Linked DNA regions of Homo sapiens: region 1 is linked to region 2. The links are chromatin contacts, found by Hi-C or POLR2A ChIA-PET in ENCODE. All regions are on one chromosome and are shown on one strand. Each heading gives the region's core, a stretch centred on a gene start or an enhancer-like site at or near the end of the contact. The rest is flanking DNA. Distances are from core to core; before and after follow the strand shown.

What was found. Hi-C counts contacts between places; a loop is a spot of excess contacts on that map. ChIA-PET counts read pairs that join two places held with the same protein, here RNA polymerase II (POLR2A). Pooled maps may share reads with other maps.
Region 1: a map of PC-3 shows a loop between it and region 2 (10-fold over the local background). The contact joins two enhancer-like sites. A Hi-C loop is called at or near these places in 5 of 168 maps with a recorded cell type or tissue (Caco-2, HepG2, PC-3 and 2 more) and 1 of 50 pooled maps. POLR2A ChIA-PET finds 5 or more read pairs at or near these places in 2 of 52 experiments (HepG2 and IMR-90).

The regions. Positions count from the first base shown.
Region 1 is chr5:82,633,921-82,639,491 of GRCh38, reverse strand. No RefSeq gene overlaps it. Among named protein-coding and RNA genes, the nearest start is that of MIR3977, 200 kb to the left of the region's middle. Within about 2 kb of position 3,729, at least 3 of the 41 ENCODE cell types and tissues checked have a DNase peak (open chromatin) inside an H3K27ac peak, as active enhancers do; they include PC-3, where a contact is called at or near this core.
Region 2 is chr5:82,386,242-82,391,543 of GRCh38, reverse strand. No RefSeq gene overlaps it. Among named protein-coding and RNA genes, the nearest start is that of RPS23, 110 kb to the right of the region's middle. Within about 2 kb of position 3,681, at least 4 of the 41 ENCODE cell types and tissues checked have a DNase peak (open chromatin) inside an H3K27ac peak, as active enhancers do; they include PC-3, where a contact is called at or near this core.

The DNA.
Region 1 (5,571 bases), core at 2,480-4,979, 250 kb before region 2:
ATTCTTTTTCAAAAGAAAAAATGTCTTTGTGAATGCATGGCGTTTAACAAGATTTCTAGACCTTCTTGCTTTAGACCTTTTTTGTTCTTAGTTTTTATTCAATGTAGCATTTGGGCTTTTCATCTTGCAAACCATAAGCTTATTTCTGTTATCAGCTTCCACTAAGAGCACAGTCTTGTCTGTGTTCTCTTTAATGTCTGTGATTCTCTTTAATAAAACTAATCATCTAAGTGCCAATGGTTGGAAGCAATAAAAATATGTTTCTGCCAATATGAACAATTATTTGACTAATTTGAACCCTAACCCTGGCCAAGTCCCTTCATCTTCATGTCACTTAAGTCAGCTTGTAAAGAGGCAAAAAAAAAAAAAAACTGCAAAAGAGATACAGCTAAATAAGCATGTAGATGAAAAGAAGGAGACATCTGACTTAGGGCTTGGGAAAATGGAGGCATTTGAGGCCTTCAAGATTGGGTATAATTGTAATGGAGAGAAATGGGAGAGACAGAAGTGGGGCAGGAATATTAAAAGCAAATGTGTAAAGATGAGAAGGAGAAAGACATGTTGAAGAACAGCCAGAGGTTCAGTTTCGTTACAGACTTACTGTGTGGTAACATTACATACTGAGAGACGGAGTAGGAAAGGTGGTTTGTAGTTAGATTGCAGAGGATGAATGAATGGTCTGTACTTCACCAGAGAACAATGGAGAGTCAGTGGAAGTTTAAAGTATAGAAGTAACTCCAAAACATCCAGAGCAATTAGGCAGATGTGTTTAAGGAAGATTATAAGGGGAAGAAAGGATAACATCCAGCCAGTTAGAAAAAGTATTGCAATGGGATAAGGGAAAGGTAATAAGGCAGAGAGAGTGAAAATTTAAAAATAGAAATATGGGACTAGAGCCACTCCTAAGATGCATGGGGTCACAGGCAGTTTTTTTTTTTTTTTTTTTTTTTTTGCAAGGCCCTTCTCTATGTAAACTACCGATCTTTAAAAACTGTTTTACAAAATTTATAGACCTACGTGAAATATAGCCATGTATTGAAGAGGTACATATACATTTGTTAATTGTCTAGTCAATGCATATAGAGATTGTAGTGTTCAGGAAACATTTCTTCATGTTCTTTATTGTCATAGACATTGTTCCTACCTAATTTCTTACCTCCCACTATAATGAAAAGGAGGCAAATTGTTAATACAAAGCCAGAGCTCTTCAAAATCTTTTTTCTATATATTTTTTTTTTTTGAGACAGTCTCGCTCTGTCGCCCAGGCTGGAGGGCAGTGGTGTGATCTTGGCTCACTGCAACCTCTGCCTCCCGGGTTCAAGCAATTCTCCTGCCTCAGCCTCCTGAGTAGCTGGGATTACAGGCATGTGCCACCACGCTTGGCTAATTTTTGTATTTTTAGTAGGGATGGGGTTTCACCATGTTGGTCAGGATTGTCTCGAACTCCTGACTTCATGATCTGCCCACCTCAGTCTCCCAAAGTGCTAGGATTACAGGCGTGAGCCACTGTGCCCAGACAGAATCTATTTATATTGAAACAATATTGCCCTTCTTGCTACTGGTTTCCTAGCACCATTTATTTAATGCTGTTAGATCATTATTTAAGATGCTGTACCATCCATTGTGCTTCCTGAGAATAATGGATTCCAATGATAATCTCAAATATTGTTACTGTTCTTTGTTAATGGTGCAAATTTCAGTTAGTTTGTGGGAAAATGTTAGCAATAAGTCGTGTCCTGGTCATTTTAAATTACCATTTGGATTTTATACTATAAATGTAGAACAATTTGTCCTTCAACCATACTTTTCTCTTGAATTCTTTATAATAATTTTATTCTTGGAATGTGATTTCTTTCAAACTTCCTTTTGCATGAACAGCAATCGAAAAGACAAATAAGAAGCTCATGGACAGATCAAGAATAGTTCTTCCATTCCTGCAAGAAATATACATCCCTCATCTACATTGGCTTAAGACTGTCTCAGGAGAAGACAATGTCTCCACCTTGATCACAAGCAAGAAAGGATGTCAGTCAGAAAGGTTTGTTGGCATTGTAGAGCAGTAATCTTGAAAGCCTTCAAATGTGTCAGGTACAGCCATCCCAGAAGATCTCTGACTTGGAGCACCAAGCTGTAGATGGATGGAGGGACCACCCTGAGTGCCAGCAGTGGAAGACACACAGGGAGAAGGGGGCTGCCACCATTCCCACTGCAGCGCCATGATCAGAACAGGCATAAGTGAAAGCCAATGCATGGCTCACACACATTTTGGTGTTGGGCCAGAGGCCAGAATTCATCTTGTGTATTTCATGGGTAGGAATAACTCAAAATCAGTTCATCAGCATCATTCTTGTAGCCAAACTTGTATGATTTCATGAAAGAAATATCATGCTAACTGGCAGGAGTGATATCTTCCCTAAGGTGACTCCAAATTCAGAAGTCCTGAAGTTCCTTAGGGCATTGTGTTGATTCCTGGCAAATGAGGGTCAGATAATGCACTGTGGGGAGAAATAGGGAGCTGGTACCATAGGGGCCCTCTACAGGGCTTGGGTCACCTCCTGGAATAGCACTAATAGTTGCAGACAGCTCCAGGAACCAAAGGGAGACTTACAGAAAGTTGAGGAGGCCACTGTTAAGCACGAGGCTCTGCTGTATGGGACCCAGAGCAGGAGTCCCACTTGCCCAGATGGAAGGGAAGCACTTTGAGGAACATAAGGTATGAGTAATAAGCTCTGAAGATTGCACACAAAGTGGAGAGAGAGACATTGAAGATGGCATCAAAGTTGTGATCCTGCATACTGAATGATCTGTAATGCCATTGGTCAGGTGCTGCACTTGCCTTCTGAACAGTCCTGTAGGCCATTTGTACCTCTGAGACCTTTCAACAAAATGAAAGAAAATAAATAGGACCATGCTAAATTACTTGACCTCTCTGCATCTCCATTTTTATCTGCAAAATGGAAAGAATAAGGTTTTACATGTCTATTAAGACCATTGAGATAATATTTGTAAATCACTTAGAACAGCCCTGGCACAAAGTAAGTACTATTTAAGTGACTGATAAATATATGTTTTACTTTTTCCAAACCTTCCTTACCGTATAAACAATGTAAACAAGGGTGCTAAAGAATCTCGCAGTTTACCAGAATATTAAAGCCTCAACATACAACTACCTTATCCCTCTAGAAGCTCCTTCTTTCTTCTTTTGAGAAGGGGAACAATTAGAAACAGAATTTTGTCCTGCTTTAAATATTGGTCTTCAGGTACATTTTAATCACATCCCATTAATGCTGTAGCTAAGAGCCAAGTTCAAATGTTCGATATCCCTTGCTTTCAAAGGCCTCTACTGTTACAATACAAATCAAGAGATTTGGTGTACCATTTGTGCCTGTAGCAGAAAATGATGAGCTAAGATTTTTTTTTCTTCATCTACCATAGCATCAGTTCTATTTTACCTTAAAGAGTACACATATTTAGATATCTGTCTGCCCTTGTTAGACTGTAAGTTTCTTGTTGTCTGGGGCTATGTTGTTTTCATCTCTCTATTCCTCAGCAGTGGATAGCACAGTGTTTACACAAAGTACCTATTCACTGGCTCTTTGCTGAGCAAACTGATTCAGGAAAAACACACAAATGACACATGTGTACAAATACTTTCAAGTCAATGAATAACTAGATTCCTTATGAAAAACCAGAAACAATCTGCTTGAGGGTATGTGGCTGGGCCCTTCAGCTGTGACAGTGTCTGAATCACCTGTTTTGTCTGAAGACTAAACTTTTAACCTCAGCCCCACAACTCAGCCCAATGTAACGATGTAAATGAAGCCATGTGGTCGAGCAGTTCTAACAAATAGCAGTGCTATTTCTTCTGTTGCCTTAAACACTTAAGTTTCATATGACTGCAGCGTTAGAATGATTTGAAATATGTTTCCAAAGGCTTGCCTCTGCCTTCTTTGGAAATAAGTCATACCCAGCTGCAGTTCCTGCCACATCATAGTATAAATGAAACACATTTAACTTTGTTTTCTATTAGCATTGAAAACCTGAGTTCTGAATTCTGACCAAGCATCAATAATATCAGAGAGAGTTAAAGCAGAAAAGACCTCAGAAATCAGCTCATATAGTTCCTCATTTTTCCTGCTAAAGATCCACTGACAAAGAGGCATGGTAACTGGTCTACTTATCTATATAGCTCAGCAAATTACATGCAAGGAATGTGCAGATGACAAAAAATGGATATTTAGTTTATACATTATATATAGAATTTTAATCTGGGGGATAAAATTGTTAACTTTGGTTGGTTTCTGACATCCTATTCTCTCCTGGTTTTCCTCCAACTCCTTGGCCTTATTTTCTGAGTTTGCTTCCTCCCTTCTAGTGTCCTATAAATGCTGATGTTAGGGGCATGTGTATTTTTTTCTATTCTTGCTCTGCCTCCCTCTTTCCTGTGGAGCCCATCTACCCCACTGGCTTCACTAACAACTGTACTTTAACGACTTCCAAACATCTAATTTCAAGCCCAGAACTTCCTCCTGAGCCACAGACTCTTCTGCCTTGAGAAAACATCTCTACTTGACTATCTTCAAATACATCACATTCAAGATATAGTGAAAAACCTTTAACAAATGGCACTGTGAATTCTCACAATTTGACACTGGCCTTCTTCTAGGTTCATACTTCATCTCTTTTCCCTTCACACCTACCCTATCATTCACAACTAACTGCTTGCATGTCTTTAAACGCAGGGTATCCTTATACTTCCCACTTCTTTGCATTTGGTACACCTTCGGCCTGGAAGCCTCTTGTGCCTCCTTTGCCTGGTGAAATACCATTCAACTCTCCAAGCACATCTCAAAAGCCATCTGCTCCAAGGAGTCTCCATGCCTTCCAAATCTCTGTTGGTACTTCTCTCATGTCTCACCTGTTATCTTTGATCACTTGGTTAAGGTAGTGTTAGCCAGCTTTCTTCACTGTAAAGTTACTATTATTCCCTTTATATCTAAGAATTATGAACAGTGGGATACTTTGAGACTACATCAACAGCCTGTTGGTTGTAAAACTTTAACCTACCACTTTTACTCTCTGCTGATGATTTTCTAATACCTTCATTCCTTCTATACTTTAATGGCATTCTCTTTGCTCCCATTGACTTATTTTTCATTGACTTATTTATAACAGTATGGATTAACTGATTCTTATTTTGTTCAATGAGTTATAATTCATTATATTATTATTTATCTTGATGCTAAAATTATCGCTGATCTGCTCAGTGGGAGCCCCTTCAAATTGGCCCCTTTTTCCTTTTGACATTCCCCCATTATTTATTGAGCACTTCTTTATATTCTTACACAAAGAGATATTCTAGATTTATTCTGTACTTTCTCTTGCATAGTACTGGATTCACCATTTCTCCAAGTTTTTCAGAAAATCAGCTTTGCTGAGTCATAATTCACATACAATAAAATTTACCAATTTTAATTGTACAGTCCAATGTGTACGCAGTTTTGTAACCATGGCCCGAGTCAAGTCATTTTCATGGCTTGTCCTGTACCTTTTTGCCGTTAATCCTCCCCA
Region 2 (5,302 bases), core at 2,432-4,931:
CATCTTTCAATGACCAACTTAAATGCCTGCTCATTGCTGATCCTCCCAGCTGGAATTAATTATTTTTCTCCTGTTGTGTCTTAATATTTGATTTACACTTACATCTCATAATTCTACCTATATTCTGATTTATGTAATAGTCATTCATGTACACATATTTTCTCCAATATAAACTATATGTATCTACTGTAGACTGCAAATGACTTGAGGGCAGAAGTTGTGATTGTTAATTTTATTTTCTTATAACACTCAGTACAGTGCCTTACAAGTAGCTGATGTTCAATAGATGTACTTTGAGTGGAGGTAGATAAACCATCTGGTAAGGAATGACCATTGCAACATTCAATAACTCTTCATTGTTTAAATGTATTACCCTAACTTTTAAAGTTCTCCATATTATGGCCCCAATTTAACTTCTCACTCCCTCCTACAGAAATCTTAATTCATGCTAAAATATTCTACTGACAGACGGCCAAAGTGGCCCCCATACTGTATCCATCACCTCTACCTGACCCACATTTACGATTTTCATGAATCAGTTCAAAGTGCTTCTCCATAAAGCCCCTGAATGAATTGTATCCATTCAACCTGCAATGCTCTTTCCATCTTCTGATCACGTTGATAATGTTCGTATCAACTGCAATTTTTTTGCAATTTTTCTTATTACTTAAATGTAATTACTGTTAAATACCATCCCTAGCTAAATCATGTTTCTTTTCATTTGCCACAGTATTTCGTTCATAGCAGGACTCAGAAAATTTTTGATTTGATGATTTTATCATTCATTCAAATTAGCAGTAATATCATTCCAATGTATTCAACAATATTAATTACATAATTTTAAAATATGCTTTAGTATTTTCAACTATAACATGAACTATATTAATGAATAATAATATGTGAATATATATGCTAATAATTATTTAAAGGATTTTAAAATAAATCTTTTAAATAGGTTAAATTATATGTCATCATGCTTATGTTATATATATGCTTTGCATATATACCAAAATGTATTCCAGATATACCCAAAATTGATTCAAATTACTAGATCAATTTAATTAAAGCTTGTTGTAAACTAAATAATAGCGAACAGTCTCCTCTTTTCAATACATTTCTATAGATTTTTCTAGGAATAATTTTAAAGCTAATAAATTTAAAGCTAGACAGATTTCATATAAAGAAACAAAACTTTACTACAAAATCAAGATATGTTGCTGAATACTTTCAATATACTCATCTTGTCATCTCAGCAAAAATAAGCCACTTATCCTTGTTTATTTTTCAGAATTTTACTTTCCTCTTACAAACATATTTCTACCTTGTGTTAATTATCTTTCTTTCACAACCTCCTGTTGCATTTCATTTTCTGTCCATTTATAGTTTGACAGCTTGCTCTGGGCTCATTCTATTTTATAGCGAACGCTATTTCTGTCTTTGTCAAATCTCAAGCCCATTGTCATTCTCCCTCCTCCTTTAAACGGAGCACTGTAAGTAGACATACACCTAATTCATGATCATGTCTTCAAGTGGCTGTCAAGTGAGAAACTATATTCATATAGTCATTTAAATTATAATATTATAAAACATAATGTCATTAAATACTAATTGGGTGCTGTGAGTAAATAGAGAACACTATTAATATCTCTGGGTTGTTATTATCAGAGAGAGGTAGGTGGATATAGTAGAACTTGAGCTTCAGTTATGTACAGGTTAGCAAGGTAAAGAGGTAGCATAAATAGGGGAGCACTATGACTTTGATGCTGGACAGAACTAGAGTATGTCACGCAGGTCTCCTGCTAATTTGCTGTGTGATCTTGAGCAAACCACTTCACCTCTCTAAACCTTAGTTTTCCGTAAGAAAGCTTTCAAATAGGGGCACTCATTCTTACCTCACAGGGTTGTTGGAAGGACAGAAAGAATACATAAAGCACATAACAGTACTCAGCACAGAGTCAACACTCAGTCCATTACTTCTTAAAGGATAGGGCAGTCCAGGGGGAGAAAACCCAGGGACTGTGCATGTTCAACTCAACTACTGCCCCAGCAAAACTGAGGGCAACCACTACCTACGGCCCCTCTGGGCAGTAGGGACCACTGCTTCCCAATGGAAATCCTCTTCTCCTCTCCTATTTTCCCTCCCACTGCCAGTCAGGAGAGCTTTCATCAGCCAATTACAAACCCAAAATCAAATCCACAAGTCAGATAATGTAGCTAACTTTTTCCTTTGCGGGGATAAAAAAAGTGATAGAGGCTGAAGGAAAAATATAGCTCTGCTGCTGCCGCAGACAATGTTCTCAGGCAAAGAAACTGACTCACAGCTGGACAACTTCGAGAAAGAAAATTTTCCACAAAACAGCAACGATGCCACAAAATAAAAGAAAAATGAGAAAAAGCTATGACCTGCGGTTCCATAACTACATCGCTGCTGCCTAACTTTTCTGTGAACCTAATGACTCATTTTACTGTCAGTTCTAGTGTTTTAATCACTTCCTGAAGGAGCACATGGAGGGCGGAGCTTGGCCTGAATTGATGACTTCCCCGATAGCTTCACCAGAGCATAACCCACGTCCTCAAGCCCTTCACTGCAAAAACATGGCCTTGTCCACAAAGAGGGAATGGCCCTGCATTGAGTTGGATCCTCACATCCAGCACACACTGCATTTCATCAATGGCAATGCCAAAGTCATATTCAGGTAGGCTGAGAAGAAGCAAAAAAAAAAAAAAAAAAAAAAAAAAAAAAAAAAACAGGCAAAAATGATCCCAAAACATCATGCCTGATAAATGGAGGAGATAATAAGAGAGTGCCTGGTGGGCACGCAAGCACAATTACACAGCGCAGGCCAGGTGGAAAGGCTCCAGCTGGAAAAGGTCAGGGGTTGGGAGCCCTCAATTTATTGAGCACTGGGTGTGTGGGAGCAAAGGGGGCACCCAAAAGAAGGGAATCGGTGCACAGCGTGACAGACAACAGGGACATCGAGGATGTCTCCAGGGAGACGAAGGAGGGATTTCAGGGAAAAGGAGGCCTGGCCCAGGGGTGACCACACACTCAGGGTGCAAGGAGAGGGTTGGCGGGGCGGGGAATGAGTCCTGGCCCCAGAAGCCCCAAATGAAGCCAAAGAGAGGCAAAGTCTGGAGCACAACGTGGATGAGGTGACAAGAGGGGCCGCCATTGACCAAGGAAAGAATCTGAAATATTATTGTGGTCAGAGAGGCAGATAACTTTTATAAGAGCATTCCAGAATGAGCAGATGGGAAAGGCAGTTCAAGCAAGGAGGGAGATATCTGTTTATTTTCATAGGCAATTGTAGGCTTAAAAGGCAATCTGGGAGATTTTTTAGCCTTAAATAGATAAGCAGTATACTATTTTCTAGTAGACCACCAAATATAACCTGGTGTCTGGAATACAATTTAATAGGCAATTCCCAGAATAAATTATACCGATGTAGCTATGTATTTTCAGCCTTGTGAAAGGGTGCATGTGTATTTTCCTCTCCCAGAAGTGCATCCAAAGTTTTACTAATTCACAGCCTCCTGCTTCTCCCCACACTGCCCAGTGTCAGATGACATTTCTTGACAGTCCCCAACATGGATCCCGAAGTCCCAGCACTTGGGACCCCTCCTGCTGCCCCCCAACCCCGCAAGAACTACCTTCCCACAGACAGGGTTCTCTCGGGTGTGGCTCTCATCCTGGGGGAGCTGACGGTGCATGGCTAGTTTCCTTAGCACCTAGTGGAAACTAAACCAATCCCAAGGACAAACACAAGTGGATAGGAATCCCATGTGCAGTCCACACACACTTGACACAGCAAACACAAAATACACCTCCCAATGTCACAGCCTTCATTTAGTTCACGCTACTATATACCTCAATTCCACTGGAAAAAAAACATTAATAAAAAACTTCCTACTTCAAAAACTGGCAAATTACTTTGATGCTACTTCAAACTCTGTGTTTTCAGTTCTCCCACATTTTTGCCTTGATCCCTGGATAAGAAACCAATATATCAAAGTGAATACCTTGTTTGTGTTTATCATTGTTATCTTTATGAGAAGGCATTAACCCTTGCCCTTTGAGATAACGGAATCAGTGGACCTCAGATCAAACAAACTAAACTAAGAACGTCTGAGACATGGGAAGTTTGTCCCTGGGATGTTGGTATGCGGTGGCCCTATCCAGCTTTAGAACACTAACCCCCACCCCACCCCCAAGGCATTCAGAAATAATTTTATTTGCTCTTATTCATCAGCAAAGGAAAAGTAGCAAACCCCAGAGCCAAAGACTATTCATCCCACCCTGTGATAACCCTGACCCTAGTAAAGCCAACATCTGTCTCGTGTTTGAGGTGGCTGACGGCCAACTGGGGATCAGAAAACAACAATTTCCCTGGTCAGATGTAAGCTTTGCCCAGCATGTTGACTTTATAAACCACCCTGTAAGCTCAGTAAATTTAATTGGTAGATAGGGTTGTCTTTCCTTGGCTCATTTCCCACCAATTAATATTACCGGCATGAGTACCCATATGATCAGACGTACACTAACAAGACTCTGTCTAGACAGGCAGAAAAGGTTTTTTCTTTGTATTTTTTCCAGAATTAGGCATTAATGTGCTACTCGTGAATGGAACAAATGTTTACATAAATCCATACTGGGAAAAGAAATTCTTCTCTCAAACACTTCCAGGGGAGACATCATTGGCAGGATTAGCTGCATATTGGAGCTGCCATATTAGTTCATTTTCCCTGTACTTCAAAGATGCAGGAGCCAACAAGAGGGAGGGCACCACAGTAAGAAATGTGAGTAGCAAGGTTATAAATCAGTACTTTTGACAGGGTGATTCCAGACAGCTTTGCTTTAACCAACATTCGACCTTACTTTATAGTGGTGAGGAGGTATTGAGCATAGTTAAGTGTTAAAAAATGACCCTGGCCTTCCCTACAATGTGGTATGAAAAAATATAAAAGGCACTTTTAAACATTACTTTGAAAATCTTAAGTGAGGTATATAGTACAGAAATATCTGTTATCCAAAATCTAAGATTTTATTGTTTTCAAAAGAGGAATTTTTAAAAGTACCCCCTCCAAGGCAAACAAAAAATGTCAAGCTGTGAGACGTAAATAAAACTGCAAACTACCTTTTTCCCAACTACTCAACTCACAACTTTCCCCAATCCCTCTTTAGTGTTTGCTTATACCGGACAAATTACGAAACTAAATCTGCTAGGGAAGGCTAAGTTCATAAGGTTTTGGGTAAGTAACTCCAACAACCTTCATTGATTATTAACATTATGGGTCCCTCCAT